Linked DNA regions of Homo sapiens: region 2 is linked to region 1. The links are chromatin contacts, found by Hi-C or POLR2A ChIA-PET in ENCODE. All regions are on one chromosome and are shown on one strand. The core of a region is the stretch at or near the end of the contact, and the rest is flanking DNA. Distances in the headings are between cores, read along the strand shown. Region 1 overlaps KAT6B (lysine acetyltransferase 6B). Region 2 holds the start of COMTD1 (catechol-O-methyltransferase domain containing 1).

Region 1 (7,970 bases), core at 1,582-4,081:
AGCCATTTTCCTTATTATATTACAGACTAGAATCCTATTAAAATAAATGTCATCATTATACTTGATTACATAGGTCAAAATGTGTCTTCCAAAACCCAGCAAAAGCCCAAGGATATAGCTGCTGGTCCAGTATTTTCCAACAAGTGTCATGGGGGCAAAGGTGGGAGGCTCCTTATCTTAGAAAAGGCTATGAAGTACTTGAGCACCATTTCAAAAGCATAACTTATTATTCTTTAATGATTGCCTTGACTGCACTCACCCAGGAGCGTAGCTGCTGGGAAGGCTAAGCAAAGAGAAGCTTTCTTGACAGCTTCTTATGGCTAAAGCTGGTATTTTCCTTTCAAAAATAAATGCAATCAAGAAATGAATTATCTGATAAGAGAAAAAGTAAGCAAAAGATTTAAGTGTCTCTTCAACCTGCTATGTACAAATGTGGATTATGTCACAGCTCTGCTTTCTCCGCCCAAGGTTTAGAGCAGGCAGTGACATCTTCTTTCTGATGCAACTGAAATGATCTTAAGATAGAGGCTGCATTTCAGCAAAAGTACCAGACCTCGAAAGAAGACAGGGCATACCTAGCATCATTTGGAAGTAAGTAAACCAGTGCTGATGGTTTATGTTCTAATAAAATAAAATTGTCCCTAAGAATCACACACTAGAAGGGAAAGCACATTTTAAAAGTTCTTCCCGTCATAATTAATTTAACATTTGTTCAACAATTAATAAGAACCTACTAAGCGCCAGGCTCTTCTAGAAGATCAGAATGCAGCAAAGAGCAAAGTCCACACTCTCATGAAGCTTACTTTTGGTGAAAGACATGGGCAATCAACAATAAATACAGTCATGCACCACATAATGATGTTTAGGTCAACGATGGACCACATATTCAATGGTAGTCCCATAAGATTATAACAGCATATTTTTACTGTACCTTTTCTATATTTAGATATGTTTAGATACAAAAATACCATTATGTTACAACCACTAACACCTACGGTATCCAGTACAGTAACTGCTGTCCAGGTTGGTCACCTAGGAGCAATCAGCTATGCCACATAGCCTAGGTGTGTAGTAACCTATAGACTTCGACTTAGGTCTGTCTAAGTACATACACTATGATGTTCACACGACAATGAAGTTGCCTAATGGTGCATTTCTCAAAATGAATCTCAGTTTTTAAATGATAAATGACTGTATATAAAAGACCTATGCAAGTTTATAAATGACTCTGCACTTGCTTAGCCTAGTTTGTTGTTGTTTTTTTTTTTTGGTTAGTGCCACTAAAAAGAGAGAGAGAGAGAAAACTAAATAACACAAGTCCCTAAGAGATGCTGTCATGGTCCCTCCAAACACATTTCTGAGGCTTGTTTGTGGGGCCTGTAAGTGGGGAAAGTGGAATATTTACTCTGCAGCCTCCCCCAGACAGACTTTATGATTCAAGTGAGTGCTTCATGATCTCCCTCATCATGTATATGACAGAATTTACACAGCTCCTGAGGCTGCTAGAGGTGAGGTGACAGGCACTGGAGCTCTGGACACCCAGGAGCAAAGGGAGCAATATCTCTGCTACCCATACCCATCCTCAGGTCCTGTCTTGGGAGGCACAGCCCTAAGCTGACCACACGGTGCAGAGACGGCCAGAGACCCTTGCTGGAGAGCACAGTTTCTCACCAGGGCCTTGAGGCTGGGATGCAGCTCCTGAGGGTAAGCCATGTGCCCTGATACTGTGCTCACCCTGCCCTCTGGGAGAAGCCGGTGGCTCCTGCACAGCCCTGGTTCCAGGGGGCGTAATACAGTCAGGTGAAACGGCTTACTGGAATCCAACCAACTGGACTTCTAAATGAAAACTCCTGTTTTCCAGAGGAGATAGGCCAGTGGGTATCAAACATTTATTTCAAGAAGGCAATTTTCAGGTAGGATGAAACCACTTAGTCTCTACTTAAAAACACTCTTAAGTTTCACTTAAATTGTATTTTGAAAAGCTTGTAAGTGGAAGCTCTTTTAAACAAAATAGCCCACTGAAGGCAGACTGTGAAAACTAGTAGTAGCTGGCAACCTGAACTACTATGACACGTACTTCTGTATTTAGCCATCATATAATACAACATTTAAACCAGTAGCTTGCATCTAAGATTCTGGGAAGAAGCAGCTTTCTCTCTGAGAGAGTGGATATGATTAGCCTCCTGACATGATACCCCCCTGGGTAGAAATGAAGTATGTGGCTTTCTTCCTAATTCGCTTTATGGACTTAAAAGGGCAGAGAAGCAGGGAGCAGGAAACCAAAGAGAAGATGCTTTTCTCTTCCAATGCGGTGCTTCCTCAAGAAATCAGCCAAGAACTATTCAGAGGCTAAAGGAGAAACAAGCCCGGGGATCTCTACGGACGTGGGTGGTTGTGGCACCTAAAGAAGAAATCTCTGTCATTAAACCAGAGGAGGAAAGAACGACGGTGCAGAAAACCACACTGATTAATACTCAAGTGAGAAAGGAACTAAGGTACTAAATCATACCCTAAAGCATCTTTCCTCAAAAGTTTATTGTAGTTCCTGCTTTCCTTAAATCCGGTTGGCTGTATATGTGTGTGGGGGGCAGGGGTGGAGGGGAGTATCATTTCTAAAAAAGGGGACATGTAGAAGGACGCTGCAAACCACACTGAAGACAAGAGCCAAATTCATAACCTGGAGGCACAAAACTGGGCCATTTGCACCATCTTCTAGCAGCGCTGATTAATTATAGACTCAGTTTTTAAATAGCACACGGACCTCACAAAAGCTAAGGTGAAACCCTCAACATATGAAGAGCCAGCAAAGGGAATTCCCCGAAGTGAATGCCTAATTCATTCAATCACTTCTGCTTCCTATAGTTACAGCCTTGTTCCATGAAGGACTGCCCAATATTTTAATACTGAATAAAGAAAGCCAAAAATTGAAACTGCTGACACATTTTTATGATTATTCCACAAACATACTAATTTTAGAAATGCCTGAATGTACAATTAACTGATATTTAACTTAACTGACGAACTTGCCATTAATTAATATTAATGGCAAGTTTATCTGGTCTCTAAAAACTATAGACGTAAGTCTGTAGACTTGGATCCAGCTGTCCTTTACCCTTTATAGCGTTAGTTACACGTCCGTCTGCCCCCGATAAAAAAGAAAAAGTTAATCTGAGATTTAGAACCCTTATAGTTCTAGTTAGTAGGTTTAAGTATTTTAGTTAGGAGAGAATGTTGAATTTCATCAAATGCCAGATCAGACTTTGTAATAAACCACCTGCCTGGATGTTGCTTTTTGTTTTCCCCTCGATTTTTTCCATCAGCGCTGCTCTTTCTTTTCCCTACTGATGTACATACACATGCTCCAGGCTCTCCAGCTTAAAAATAAAGACAACTAGGTTCCTGTGTCCCCAGCCCTTGACAGTCAAGCTTTTGTTTTGTTTTGTTTTGCTTTGTTTTAAAAAAAGAAAAAAAAAAAAAGACAGAGTCTTGCTCTGTCGCCCAGGCTGGAGTGCAGTGGGGTGATCTCAGCTCACTGCAACCTCTGCTTCCCAGGTTCAAGTGATTCTCCTATCTCAGCCTCTTGAGTAGCTGGGACTACAGGCACATGCCACCACATCCATATTTTTGTATTTTTAGTAGAAATGGGGTTTCACCATGTTGGCCAGGCTGGTCTTGAACTCCTGACCTCAAGTGGTCCACCTACCTCAGACTCCCAAAGTGCTGGGATTACAGGCGTGAGACGCTACGCCCAACCAAACAGAATAAAACAGTCAAAAGCTTTTTGAATCTACTTTTAATCGCACTTAATATACAGTTGTCCAAAGAATACTTCTTATGACTTTCTCTCTGGGGCACTGAATCTCTGGGGGATGATCTTAGACAAGTCTCTTAGTGTCTCGTCCCAGAAGAGAGATGGTCACAGTAACCTACCCCATAGGGTCTCCGTGAGGACTAAGTGAGTAAATGTGTGTAATTCCGGTAACAGTGCCTGACACATAGCAAGGGCTCTAGAAGTGGCAGCTATGATGATTATTGTGACTGTTACTGTTGAAATACTGACCTCTTCTGGTTTTCCTAACACCATTATCTCCCAATTTTCTTCTGACTTCTGGGCCCTTTGCAAATTTCCTTGGCGAGCTCCTCATTCTTTATTAGTCCCTTAGATGTTAACACTCCAAGCACTCCACCCTCAGCCCTGTTTCCCTATACACTTCCCCCTGGTTGCCCTCACCCACATCCATGGTTTCAGCTACCACCGCATGTCCACGACTCCCAGCTGCTCCCTCTAATGCAGACCCCCTGCTGAGCTCTGGAGTCTGTGCAAAGTGCACGTAGACATCCAAACGCACAGTGAAAGCTACATAAAGCTGCGCTCACTATCTCTCCAAGCTCAGTTATGCATTCAATAAATACCAGTATTTTCTGAGCACCACTCTGCACCAGGCATGCTCCTGCTACGGAACGAACAGGACCTGCCTCTTTTCCATGCATCCTCACTGTCAGGCCTCCATTGACTCTGGCCTCTTTTCTTTTTAGTTACAGCAAAAAGTATAAATAAGAAAATAAAAAGTATCTGTAATTCTAATTCCAGAGGTCATCTAGAAATGTATTTGTTTTGCTTTGCATATTTTTTACATAATTGAGAACATATTACATATATAATTTTGAAAGCCACTTGCTTATCACAAGCATTACAAATTCCCAGATAATTTTTTTTAAGAAACAGGGTCTGGTTCTATTGCCCAGGTTGGAGTGCAGTGGTGCAATCATAGTTCACTGAAGCCTTGACCTCCTGGGATCAAGCCATCCTTAATGGAGGACTCAGCCTCCTGAGTAACTGGAATTACAGTCACAAGCTACCAGGCCCAGCTAATTTCATTTATTTATTTTTGTAGAGATGGGGTCTTACTATGTTGCCCAGGCTGGCCTCGAACTCCTGGGCTCATGTGATCCTCCTGCCTCAGTCTCCCAAAGATTACAGGCATGAGCCACTGCACCTGGTCAGAACATAATTCTCAGCAGCTAATAATATTCCATTATATGGATGTGCCATAACTTTCTCGTGGGAATGGTTCTCTCTTGCCTTTGAAATATCAAGTCTGTTTTAGTTTTTTACCTGTTGTAAATAATGAGTGTGAAGGACAAATATACCAAAACATTAACTCTCTGGGTGACATTTTCTTCTATTAATTACACCTTTTTTTTTAACTTTCTACTATGAGTCCATATTGCTATAATCAGGGGCTGGGGGAGGGAGGCAAAAAGAGAAGTCCACTATTTAAAACATAATAATATGAAACAAAATAATGTTGCTATATTAACTATGAAAATAATGTTTGTTGATTAAAATATGCTGATTTCCCTAGAATGAATTCCTTTAGAAAATAACCATTGGAGGCTGGGCACGGTGGCTCACACCTGAATCCCACACTTGGGAGGCCAAGGCAGGAGAAATGCTTGAGCTCCATAATTTGAGACCAGCCTGGGCAACATAGCAAGACCCTGTCTCTATTTTTTGTTTTATGTATTACTTTTTGAGATGGAGTCTCACTCTGTCACCTGGTTGGAGTGCAATGGCACAATCTCAGCTCACTGCAACCTCCGCCGCTCAGGTTCAAGTGATTCTCCTGCCTTAGCCTCCCGAGTAGCTGGGATTACAGGCACCCATCACCACGCCCGGCTATTTTCTGTATTTTTAGTAGAGACAGGGTTTCGTCATGTTGGCCAGGCTGGTCTCGAACTCCTGACCTCAGGTGATCTGCTTGCCTTGGCTTCCCAAAGTGCTGGGATTACAGGCGTGAGCCACTGTCCCCAGCCTAGTTTTTAAATACATAAAATTTTATTAAAAAAAAAAACCATTAGATGTTTTTGATACACACTGTCAAAGTTCCAGAAAATGCCTACCAATATACACTTTCTTCAGTGTAAATAAGGTGTCCATTTTCCACCAGCTTAGTTAGATTTGGGTAAGTTGTAAACTCTTTGTTAGTGTGGTAGGCAAAAAATTGTAATCTTGCAGTTACTAAATTTGCATTTTTAAACCACCAACAATTTTTTTTTCATATTTGAATTAGCCATTATACCTAAGAGACTTCGGAGTGGAGTGGCTAACAGTTAAAGTGCTTGGGTTCAATTTGCAGCTGTGCAACTTATTTGTGTAACTGTGCCTCAATTTCAACACCCATAGAATGGGGCTAAAAGCACATATCTCAACTGTTGCCGTGAGGACTGAATGAATCAATCAATAAATGCAGGACTCTTAGGAAAGGGGTTGGCACATGTTACTCACTCAGTAAATGTCAGCAATGTCGTGGCCACCAGTGATTTTCCTTTTCTGTACATTCTGTGTTCCTGTCCTCTGCCTATTTGTTTATGTATTTATTGAGAGACGAGAGAAGGAGGGGAATGGGGGGGTGGGGAGAACAGGGGGAGAGAGAGAGAGAGAAAGAGAGAGAGATGGTCTCCTTGTGTTGCCCAGGCTGGTGTTGAACTCCTGGGCTCAAGTGAGTCTCCTGTCTCGGCCTGCCAGAGTGCTGGGATTACAGGTATGAGCCACCATAGCTGATCCTCTGCCCATTTCTCTATTAGGGTTTTTGTTTTAATGCTACCAAACTTAAAAGTATATATATATTTATTTAAACACTATAGATATTAAACTTTGCCTAGCACATATGTTGTAAACATCAAACATCTTTCTCATTATGTTTGCTTTAAATATTAATACTTTTTACTAGATAGAAGTTCTATATTTTTATATAGTCAAGTCTATCTGCATATTCTTTCATTGCTTTGATGGTTATGATGTCCTTGACCATCCAAAGATCAGATAAATAATTATACATAATCTCTCCTCTAGCTTTTTTTTTTTTTTTTTTTTTGAGACCGAGTCTCGCTCTGTCGCCCAGGCTGGAGTGCAGTGGTGCGATCTCAGCTCACTGCAAGCTCCGCCTCCCAGGTTCAAGTGATTCTCCTGCCTCAGCCTCCCGAGTAGCTGGGACTACAGGTGTGTGCCACCACACCCAGCTAATTTTTGCATTTTTAGTAGAGACGGGGTTTCACCATGTTAGCCAGGATGGTCTCGATCTCCTGACCTCGTGATCTGCCTGCCTCGGCCTCCCACAGTGCTGGGATTACAGGCGTGAGCCACCGCACCCCACCTCTCCTCTAGCTTTTTAAGTGTTTCTGTGTGTCTGTTTTTTGGTAATCAAGTCTTTAATCTACCTGGAGTTTCTGCTGTAGTTACCCAGGTATGTAACATGCTTCCTCACGCAGTCATGCTTGTGAATATGCTGCTCCCCTCTGCCTAGAATGTTTTCATTTCAACTTCTTATGAGCTCTCAAGGCATACTGTCCAAAATACTATGCAACATTTGTTGATTTGTCAGTGAACTTGACAGCCCAGCAAGAGCTATGTCTTCTTCCCTTTTGGTTGCTGATGTTTAGCAGAATGTAGAGTGTGGTATCCCAATCAATAAGGTTAAAGTAAAGAGGTAAAAAATGAAGGACATGACTCTTCGCATCTTCCTTTATCCTCCAGTTTGGCATCAGATAAATGCATATACACAAACACACATGTGAGTGATGGTGCCACCTCCCTCACCACCATCTGGCACTTGGTTCTCTCACCTACTGCTGAATCAGTTGGTGTTCCCTCGGTCTCTCCTGGGTCAGAGCCCAGGAGAACGGGTTTTGTATCCTGCCCATCAGCCAGGGTTCTGGCTCTGCAGGCCCGAGTAAAAGACAATTCATTATCTGCTCACTTATTACCTAGCCAAACAGAGTCCTAACAACTGAAAGGATATCTAATATACAATAACTGCTACCTAAGTATCTATCAGTCAAAATATGCCCAAGATTACTCATGACACTACTTTTTAAACTGCAAAATATTGGAAACAACCTATAAACCCATACATAGGAAAGCAGGTAAGCAAACTGTATACATGCATGCAACGGAGTAGAGTGCAGCT
Region 2 (7,970 bases), core at 1,775-4,274, 240 kb before region 1:
CCTCAACCTCCACCGCTCCGGCCTAAAGCCAGGCTGTAGGAGGGAGTTTCAGTGTGAGCTGGGGGCCTGCTGCAACCTGGACCCCCGGGCTGAAGGGAGAGAGCGGTCAGCGGCACCACCTGAGCGCAGGGCCCTCAGGCCAGCTCGAGCTGGGCCCTCGTCCCAGCAGAGGAGCCAAGAAGGCCTGTTCCCTCTGGGTCCCAGGGTTCAAGGGAGAGGTACGCGCGTTTCCTCTGTTGGCTGCAGGGTCTGGGCGGTGGTCTCTGAGCTTTCCTGCTCTGGAAAATGGGAACAAGATCACAGCCGCCCCCGGATCCTGGATGCATTGTGCCTGGTGCCCGGCAGGTCCTCAATAAAGGGGCCCTGCTGTTACTATTTTTACTCCTGGCAGCAAGGAGCGCCAGGCAGCGCCAGAACTCTAGTCAAGAGCATTTATTTAGCGCCTGCTGTATGCTCAGGCCTGGGAAGGAGAGACCAGCAGCCTCAGTCCTTACCCGCAGAATGAGATTCACGGTCAAGTTAGAGGCCAAGCGGGACGTAGAGGGTCAAAGAGTAAAGGGCAAGGAGCTTGTCCTCGAGCAGTGCTGCTAGCCCGGAGGCAAGTCCCAGGAGGGCCGAAAGGGCACGCATGCACGGAGACAGCAGGTTCTGCCCCCACACAGCCATGTGCTTCGGGGGCTGCCGGCTGGTTGGTCAAAGAACCAGCCCCACCCTGTCTCTGATTAGAGGCCGGCCCGTAGCCTCACCCCAGAGCTCCGCCTCCTCCTTCCTCGCTTCCGCTAGGCCCAAGGTTCCTGCAGCTCAGATCAAGAAACTGCAAGTTTCTGGCCTTCATCCTCAGCCAAGCCACTCTCTCATTAACTACTCAACAAGCTGGCCTCTGGGCCTCGCTCAGGTTGAGCCCCCGCCTGGGAAGCCCCCCAGTGGAGCTCAATGCCTAGTCAGCGTTGTTAAAATGGATTCTTGGCCGGGTGCGGTGGCTCACGCCTGTAATCCCAGCACTTTGGGAGGCCGAGGCGGGCGGATCACATGGTCAGGAGTTCGAGAACAGCCTGGCCAATATGGTGAAACCCCGTCTCTACTAAAAGTACAAAAATTAGCCAGGCATGGTGGCTGGCGCTTGTAGTCCCAGCTACTCAGGAGGCTGAGGCAGGAGAATCGCTTGAACCTGGGAGGCGGAGGTTGCAGTGAGCTGAGATCGCGCCACTGGGCTCCAGCCTGGACGACAGAGCAAGACTCCATCTCAAAAAAAAAAAAAAAAAAAAAAAAAGGCTCTTACAGCCTCCACCCCAGGGGACATCTGCAGTGCAGCAGGAAGATAACCGGCTGCCCTTCGGACTTTGACTCCTTTTAAAGGTAACATGACAGCTCACTAAGTGCCAGGATTTTCTCATTTGGTCCCCTGTGTAAGTCCTCAGCCTGGATTTTCTCATTTGGTCCCCTAGGAGGTTGGGACTATTCATAACGCCATTTCACAGAGGCAGAAGTCGTGAAGCTTAGGCCACCCGCCAGCTGTGTGTGACCTGCATCTCTGAAACCAGCTTCACTAAGAATACCAACCAGAGGCCAGGCACGGGGGCTCACACCTGTAATCCCAGCACTTTGGGAGGCTGAGGCAGGAGGATCACTTAAAGCCAGGAGTTCGAGACCAGCCTGGACAACATAGTAAGACCCCTTCTCTTTAAAAAAAAAATTTTTTTTTTTAAATTAGCTGGGCACAGTGGTGACCGCCTGTGGTCCCAGCTACTTGGGAGGCTGAGGCAAGAGGATTGCTGAGCCTGGGAGCTCGATGCTGCAATAAGCAGTAATCTTGCCACTGCACTTCAGCCTTGCCAGAGACCTTGCCAAAAAAAAAAAAAAGAACACCAACGCCAGGCACAATGGCTCAGGCCTGTAATCCCAGCACTTTGGAAGGACGAGGCAAACAGATCACTTGAGGCCAGGAGTCTGACACCAGCCTGGCCAAAATAGCAAAACCCGTCTCTACAAAAAATACAAAAATTAGTTGGGTGTAGGGGTGCGTGCCTGTAGTCCCAGCTACTCCAGAGTCTGAGGCAGGAGAATCGCTTGAATCAGGAGGTGGAGGTTGCAGTGAGACCAGATTGTGCCACTGCACTCCAGCCTGGGTGACAGAGCGAGACTCAGTCTCAAAAAAAAAAAAAAAAAGGACAGCGTCAGCGTCTTTCACCTCCTCCGGAGTTTGGCGCATGGTAGGGGTTCAATCAGTGTTCTCTGGACAGTGTTTCAACAGAACAACCTTGCAAGGGAGCTTCACCGGCTTTCTCCCCAAGATGTCTTCATTCCAACCTACCAACATAACAGCAGCTGCCACTTATGTATTGTGCTACTGTGTGCGAAGCTGTGGGATCTGGTGCCTTTTATGGTAAGATTGTAGGCCTCATTTTACAGGAAGGAAACTGAGGCTCAGAGAGACTGGCAGGACCAAGATTAGACACTCGTATCCATCTGGCCCCCAAAAGCAGGATTTTAACAGCTAAGAATATGGTCTCAGTTCCACAGGCCCACCCCAGGGCTCCTGAACCCCAATTCGAGGCTGCATGCCCTCAAACCAGTTCCCTCACTCCTTCAGCCTGATGCTTTGGGGCATCTTGTCCAGGAGGCCTTCCCCCTTTAATCTCTATCTCTTGTACTTGTGACTATCTTGTAACTTACACTGGCGCCCTCCATACACAATTCACATATGCCCCCAAGGGGCCTCAGAATAAATGGTGGCGAGGAGAAAAAAGCATTGGCAGGAGGGGAATGGAGGCAGGCACCTGGACTGCGGGCACAGGCGGGAAAATTCAGATCTAGGCGCTTGGCCTGCTCCCCGCAGGGGCGCAGTTCCCGGCGCGGCCACCAGATCGCGCCCGGCTCTCTCGGGCGGGGCTTGCAGTAAGGCTGTGTGGCCGCCAGATGATGCCCGAGACCGCGGCTCCGCGGGTAGTGCCCCGACAAGGTGGAGCCCGGCGGGCCCGCGAGTCCGAGACCTGTCCCAGGAGCTCCAGCTCACGTGACCTGTCACTGCCTCCCGCCGCCTCCTGCCCGCGCCATGACCCAGCCGGTGCCCCGGCTCTCCGTGCCCGCCGCGCTGGCCCTGGGCTCAGCCGCACTGGGCGCCGCCTTCGCCACTGGCCTCTTCCTGGGTGAGCAGGACCTGGTCCCGGCGGGCGGGTGGGCGGGCGCAGAGTAGGGCGCGGCGTGGCTCAGGTTAATCCAACACCCTCTCCCCGTCAGGGAGGCGGTGCCCCCCATGGCGAGGCCGGCGAGAGCAGTGCCTGCTTCCCCCCGAGGACAGCCGCCTGTGGCAGTATCTTCTGAGCCGCTCCATGCGGGAGCACCCGGCGCTGCGAAGCCTGAGGCTGGTCAGCAGGGCGCGGGACGGAAACGGGCGTCCCTCTCGACCCCTGCGGGTCCCACGTGGCTGTGTGACCTTGGGCTGGGCCCTGGCCCTCCCTGGGCTTCCGGCTTCCCTGGGCCGGGTGCGGTGGGCGTTCCGAAGGGCCAGTCCCCCAGGCCACGCCCAGAACCGCGCCCCTGGGGCTTGGGACCCCCAGGGCGAAGGTGGGTGACCTGCATGGCTGGTGCCACCCTCTCCTTTCACGCAGCTGACCCTGGAGCAGCCGCAGGGGGATTCTATGATGACCTGCGAGCAGGCCCAGCTCTTGGCCAACCTGGCGCGGCTCATCCAGGCCAAGAAGGCGCTGGACCTGGGTAGGGGCACGCGGCCGGGATCCCGGAGGGCCGAGGTTTCCGGGCCGACCCCCACTCTGGGCTGAGCCCGTCTGTGTCCTGGTCCCAGGCACCTTCACGGGCTACTCCGCCCTGGCCCTGGCCCTGGCGCTGCCCGCGGACGGGCGCGTGGTGACCTGCGAGGTGGACGCGCAGCCCCCGGAGCTGGGACGGCCCCTGTGGAGGCAGGTGAGCGCCCGCGCCTAGCTCTGCAGCCCCAGGCGGGGGCGCAACGGCTGACCCGCTCCCTCCGCAGGCCGAGGCGGAGCACAAGATCGACCTCCGGCTGAAGCCCGCCTTGGAGACCCTGGGTGAGCACCGAAGCGGGAAGGGCTTTGAAGCCATTCATTGCAAACGAGGCTGCTGTGTGGCCGAGCTGTGACTGGGCCTGCCGGGCAGGTTAAGGGCAGGGCCGGTTGTCACAGAGCCCGGGCCGGCCTGGGAGGGGCCTCAGGGCCGCCGGGGCCGCGGACTCAGCCGCACCTGCCCTCCCTCCCCCCGCAAGACGAGCTGCTGGCGGCGGGCGAGGCCGGCACCTTCGACGTGGCCGTGGTGGATGCGGACAAGGAGAACTGCTCCGCCTACTACGAGCGCTGCCTGCAGCTGCTGCGACCCGGAGGCATCCTCGCCGTCCTCAGAGTAAGGGATCCACTGCGGGGGAGGAGAAAGCACCCTGTCGGGCCGGGTCCCCATCTTTTCCCTTGACTCCTCTTATACCCCAAAGCCCCACCCAGTCCAGTCACGTAGGCTACACCCCCTCCGGGGCTCCGGCCCCGGTACCCAGGCTTTCCTCCGCTTTGGTTCTGTCTCCAGCTCTGGTCACCTCCTGCCCGGGCACCTCCCTCCGAGGCCCCGCCTCCCGCCCAGACACCTCCCTCCGAGACCCCGCCTTCCGTCTGGGCACCTCCCTCCAAGACCCCGCCTCCCGCCCGGGCACCTCCCTCCCAGTCCCCCGCCTTCCGCCCGAGCACCTCCCTCCGAAGCCCCGCCTCCCACGGCCCGGTTGGCCCCGCCCTCCCGCAGGTCCTGTGGCGCGGGAAGGTGCTGCAACCTCCGAAAGGGGACGTGGCGGCCGAGTGTGTGCGAAACCTAAACGAACGCATCCGGCGGGACGTCAGGGTCTACATCAGCCTCCTGCCCCTGGGCGATGGACTCACCTTGGCCTTCAAGATCTAGGGCTGGCCCCTAGTGAGTGGGCTCGAGGGAGGGTTGCCTGGGAACCCCAGGAATTGACCCTGAGTTTTAAATTCGAAAATAAAGTGGGGCTGGGACACACGACCTCCTGAGCCTCCGTGTGTGGCGCTGGATGGGGAAGGGAGGGAAGGCCCAGCACAGACAGCTCCTGCCTTCAGTGAAAGGGGCCTTGAGATTCGTCCCCTCCCTGGCGCCAGGTCTGTGGCCCAACTGCAGGAACCTCCAGCTGGCAGGAGGCAGGTTATAAAGTTTTAACTGGCCTGGCCACGTGTAATGGCCAGAGACCCCAGCACCTCGGGCTTGTCTGCCTCCTACATCTCTCCCTCAGGGCAGGCGAAGCTCTGGTTCTGAGCAGCTGGGACTGGTAGAGAGCCACGTCTGGTGTCTGACAACATGAAAGAGGATTGCAGGGGACCACGGGTGTCACTTGTGTGCTTTTGTAGGTGATGCCAGTTCTGCTGGCGGCTTGCTCATGTCTTCACAGCACAGTCAGCTCCCCAGCCTCACCTCTCCAGTGGAGGCCCTGGTGGGGGAACATCACCTCTAAGAGCCAGGCCAGTTGGCCTGGACCTGAGGACCTCGGGGTTGACTTGAGTATCCTGCCGTGGGGTTGACTTGAGTATCCTGCCGTCTCCTTGAAATTCTTAAGTGAGGGGGATCACTGGCCAGGGAGGCGTGAAGCAGACAAGCCTATAGGTACAGCAGTTGTTACTACACTCCCTAGAGGATGAAGAGAACTTCAGGCTTTCCTGAACCATCTGCCTATGAGGGGAGGTGGAGAAGGAACCAGGCCTCATGGAGCACCTTCGACCCAGGTGCTCTGCTTATTTAAATCTCCCCAACCTCACAGATCTTATCTCCACTGGCAGATGGTCAAATTCTTTCCACTGACACTGCCTCAGGCATAAGTGGCATTAGCCTGGAATTCAAGCAGCTTTTGCCACTACCTGGTAAGCCTCGGTGGTGGGAAGTGTCCCTGGAGACTGATGGAAGCAGAGCTAAAAGAGCCACATGAGGCTGGGCACAGTGGCTCACGCCTGTAATCCCAGCACTTTGGGAGGCTGAGGCAGGTGGATCATTTGAGGTCAGGAGTTCGAGACCAGCCTGGTCAACATGGTGAAATCCGGTCGCTACTAAAAATACAGAAATTAGACAGGTGTGGTGATACACGCTTGTAATCCCAGCTACTCGGGAGGCTGAGGCAGAATTGCTTGAACCCGGGAGACGGAGGTTGCAGTGAGCCGAGACCGCACCACTGCACTCCAGCCTGAGCAACGAAGTGAGACTCCGTCTCAAAAAAAAAAAAAAAAAAAAGCCACACGAGCTCACAGCTCCTGGGACAAACTTTGCATTTTGGACACTACGCAAGACCACGGCTGGAAACCTACCCTTTTCTAACTCATAAAAGCATATTAGGATGCATGTGGGTGAATAGGTTCAATTTACTCTAAGGAAATCCTTGACAAAACAGTTAACTCACTCGTGCCACACCTCAGTCCAAATTACTGTAGCCACTGCCCAATAAAGGGCCACCCATTAGCTAAGGGGCAGCAGTCCCCATGACTAGGGTTTTTCTCTTTGAAGGACCACCAGCAGTGGTTAGTTGCCTGCGGGTCTACTTCACACTGCTGGAGTTGCTTTCAGGCCTAGCCTGCATGGACATCTTTTCATGTTTCTCCTCTTACCTGACTCAAGCTGGCTCAAATTCTAACCCTCTGTCACTTAAGTCATGTCTGTCTGGAGAGGGCCTTCCAGAGAACCATGATTCACATGGGCCATTCAAGCCAGTCCCCTAGGAATAGTGGGACCAGAGGGGTCTTCATGCCCCCAACCCTCCTGTGTGGAGAGCTTGCTTGAGCTCTGGTCTCTCACCAGCTTCTTCTCAACCTGGAAGTTTGTAGCATGTATCATTTCTTGGGTGATAAGTCCTTCCATTTTCTTACCCATTTCTTATCACTCAGGTTCTACCATTCTTCAGGTCTATTACAGATTTGTTGAACAAATCTTCTCCAACCTTTAATCATATCCAATTATCTTCTCCCATCAGAAAACGTACTCTTACCTACTTTTCCAGCCAGAACCACCTATTAATGTCTCATTCATGCCCAGATGAAGGCCAATGCCACGCAGCCTAAAGGGGTTGTCTCTGGTCTCCTACCTATACCCACCTTTCAGTGTGTCTGCCTAGAAGGAAATGAGTAATGACCTCTCACAGTCCCTCAGGTTACCCTCACTGTCTACACCTTACTCCTCTTCTGTATGCTTAACACCATCTCACCAAACCAGGGCCTACTTTATGTTCCTAGCAGTAGCTCACAGGGGTATGGTGTGTTTGTGTAACTTTTCAGCACCTTCTCTTTTTCCTTTCAATGATGCAGGGCAATTCTGCACAGACTTACAAACTGTGCATGTAAAAGTGTAAAAGCATGTATCCTCTTATTGTAGTCTTAAAAAGCTCGTGGAATCTAGGGACACAGAAGATTCTGTGGCACAGATTTAGGTACAGAGCAAAATACTCACTGGAAAAATCAAGTATTGGCTAGCTACCACGGGGATTTGATCCTAGCTGGCAAACGTGGAACTCCGCAAATACTTGGAGCCATTAATTATGTATACTTGTTTTATTCATAATTTGTCATGTTCTGGGATACCAAAAGTAATAATGGCTGAACTTAACAAAATTTGTAACCTCATCTTAATATCCACTGATCCATCTCATTCAATGGTAACAGTCAATGTTTTCTAAAGGAACATAAAAACAAACATGCACACAATTGCACAGTTTTCATAAAGGTCTATTTCATTATTGGTGGGTAGCGCATTTAACAGTTAAATACATTTAAATAATGTATAGGTGACTGCAGGACTGCAGCATTGGTAACTAGATAACCAACTAGAAACCAGCTAACAAAGAACTGTCTAAATACTTAAAATACAGCTCTTGTTGAGATCATCCTTTGTTTTGATCATCTTCTTGGGGGAAAAAAGCCTGCTGCTGGTCACAATGGAAATATATTAAGGCCAAATCTTCTGATATCCATTCC

What was found. A loop is a pair of places that touch in the nucleus more often than their neighbours do. ChIA-PET counts read pairs that join two places held with the same protein, here RNA polymerase II (POLR2A). Pooled maps may share reads with other maps.
Region 2: a loop to region 1 is called in a map of posterior cingulate gyrus, with 3 times the contacts of the local background. The contact joins the promoter of COMTD1 here to the enhancer-like site in region 1. A Hi-C loop is called at or near these places in 6 of 168 maps with a recorded cell type or tissue (B cell, MCF 10A, OCI-LY7 and 3 more), 12 of 37 single-sample maps with no recorded cell type and 8 of 50 pooled maps. POLR2A ChIA-PET finds 5 or more read pairs at or near these places in 1 of 52 experiments (activated B cell).

Annotation. Positions count from the first base shown.
Region 1 is chr10:74,995,677-75,003,646 of GRCh38, reverse strand. All of the region lies in intron 13 of KAT6B (lysine acetyltransferase 6B), which reads right to left. Among named protein-coding and RNA genes, the nearest start is that of SNORD172, 22 kb to the left of the region's middle. Within about 2 kb of position 2,831, at least 2 of the 41 ENCODE cell types and tissues checked have a DNase peak (open chromatin) inside an H3K27ac peak, as active enhancers do; they include B cell, where a contact is called at or near this core.
Region 2 is chr10:75,231,011-75,238,980 of GRCh38, reverse strand. It overlaps COMTD1 (catechol-O-methyltransferase domain containing 1), which reads left to right and starts at 3,024. Exons shown (of 7, transcript NM_144589.4): 1 at 3,024-3,146; 2 at 3,238-3,365; 3 at 3,609-3,714; 4 at 3,803-3,921; 5 at 3,989-4,043; 6 at 4,238-4,371; 7 at 4,756-5,340. The coding sequence starts at 3,053. The coding sequence ends at 4,908. It overlaps VDAC2 (voltage dependent anion channel 2), which reads right to left. Exons shown (of 10, transcript NM_001391963.1): 10 at 7,533-7,970. RefSeq lists silencers at 2,776-3,070, 3,106-3,245, 3,406-3,485, 3,616-3,905, 4,066-4,295 and 1 more and an enhancer at 4,926-5,075.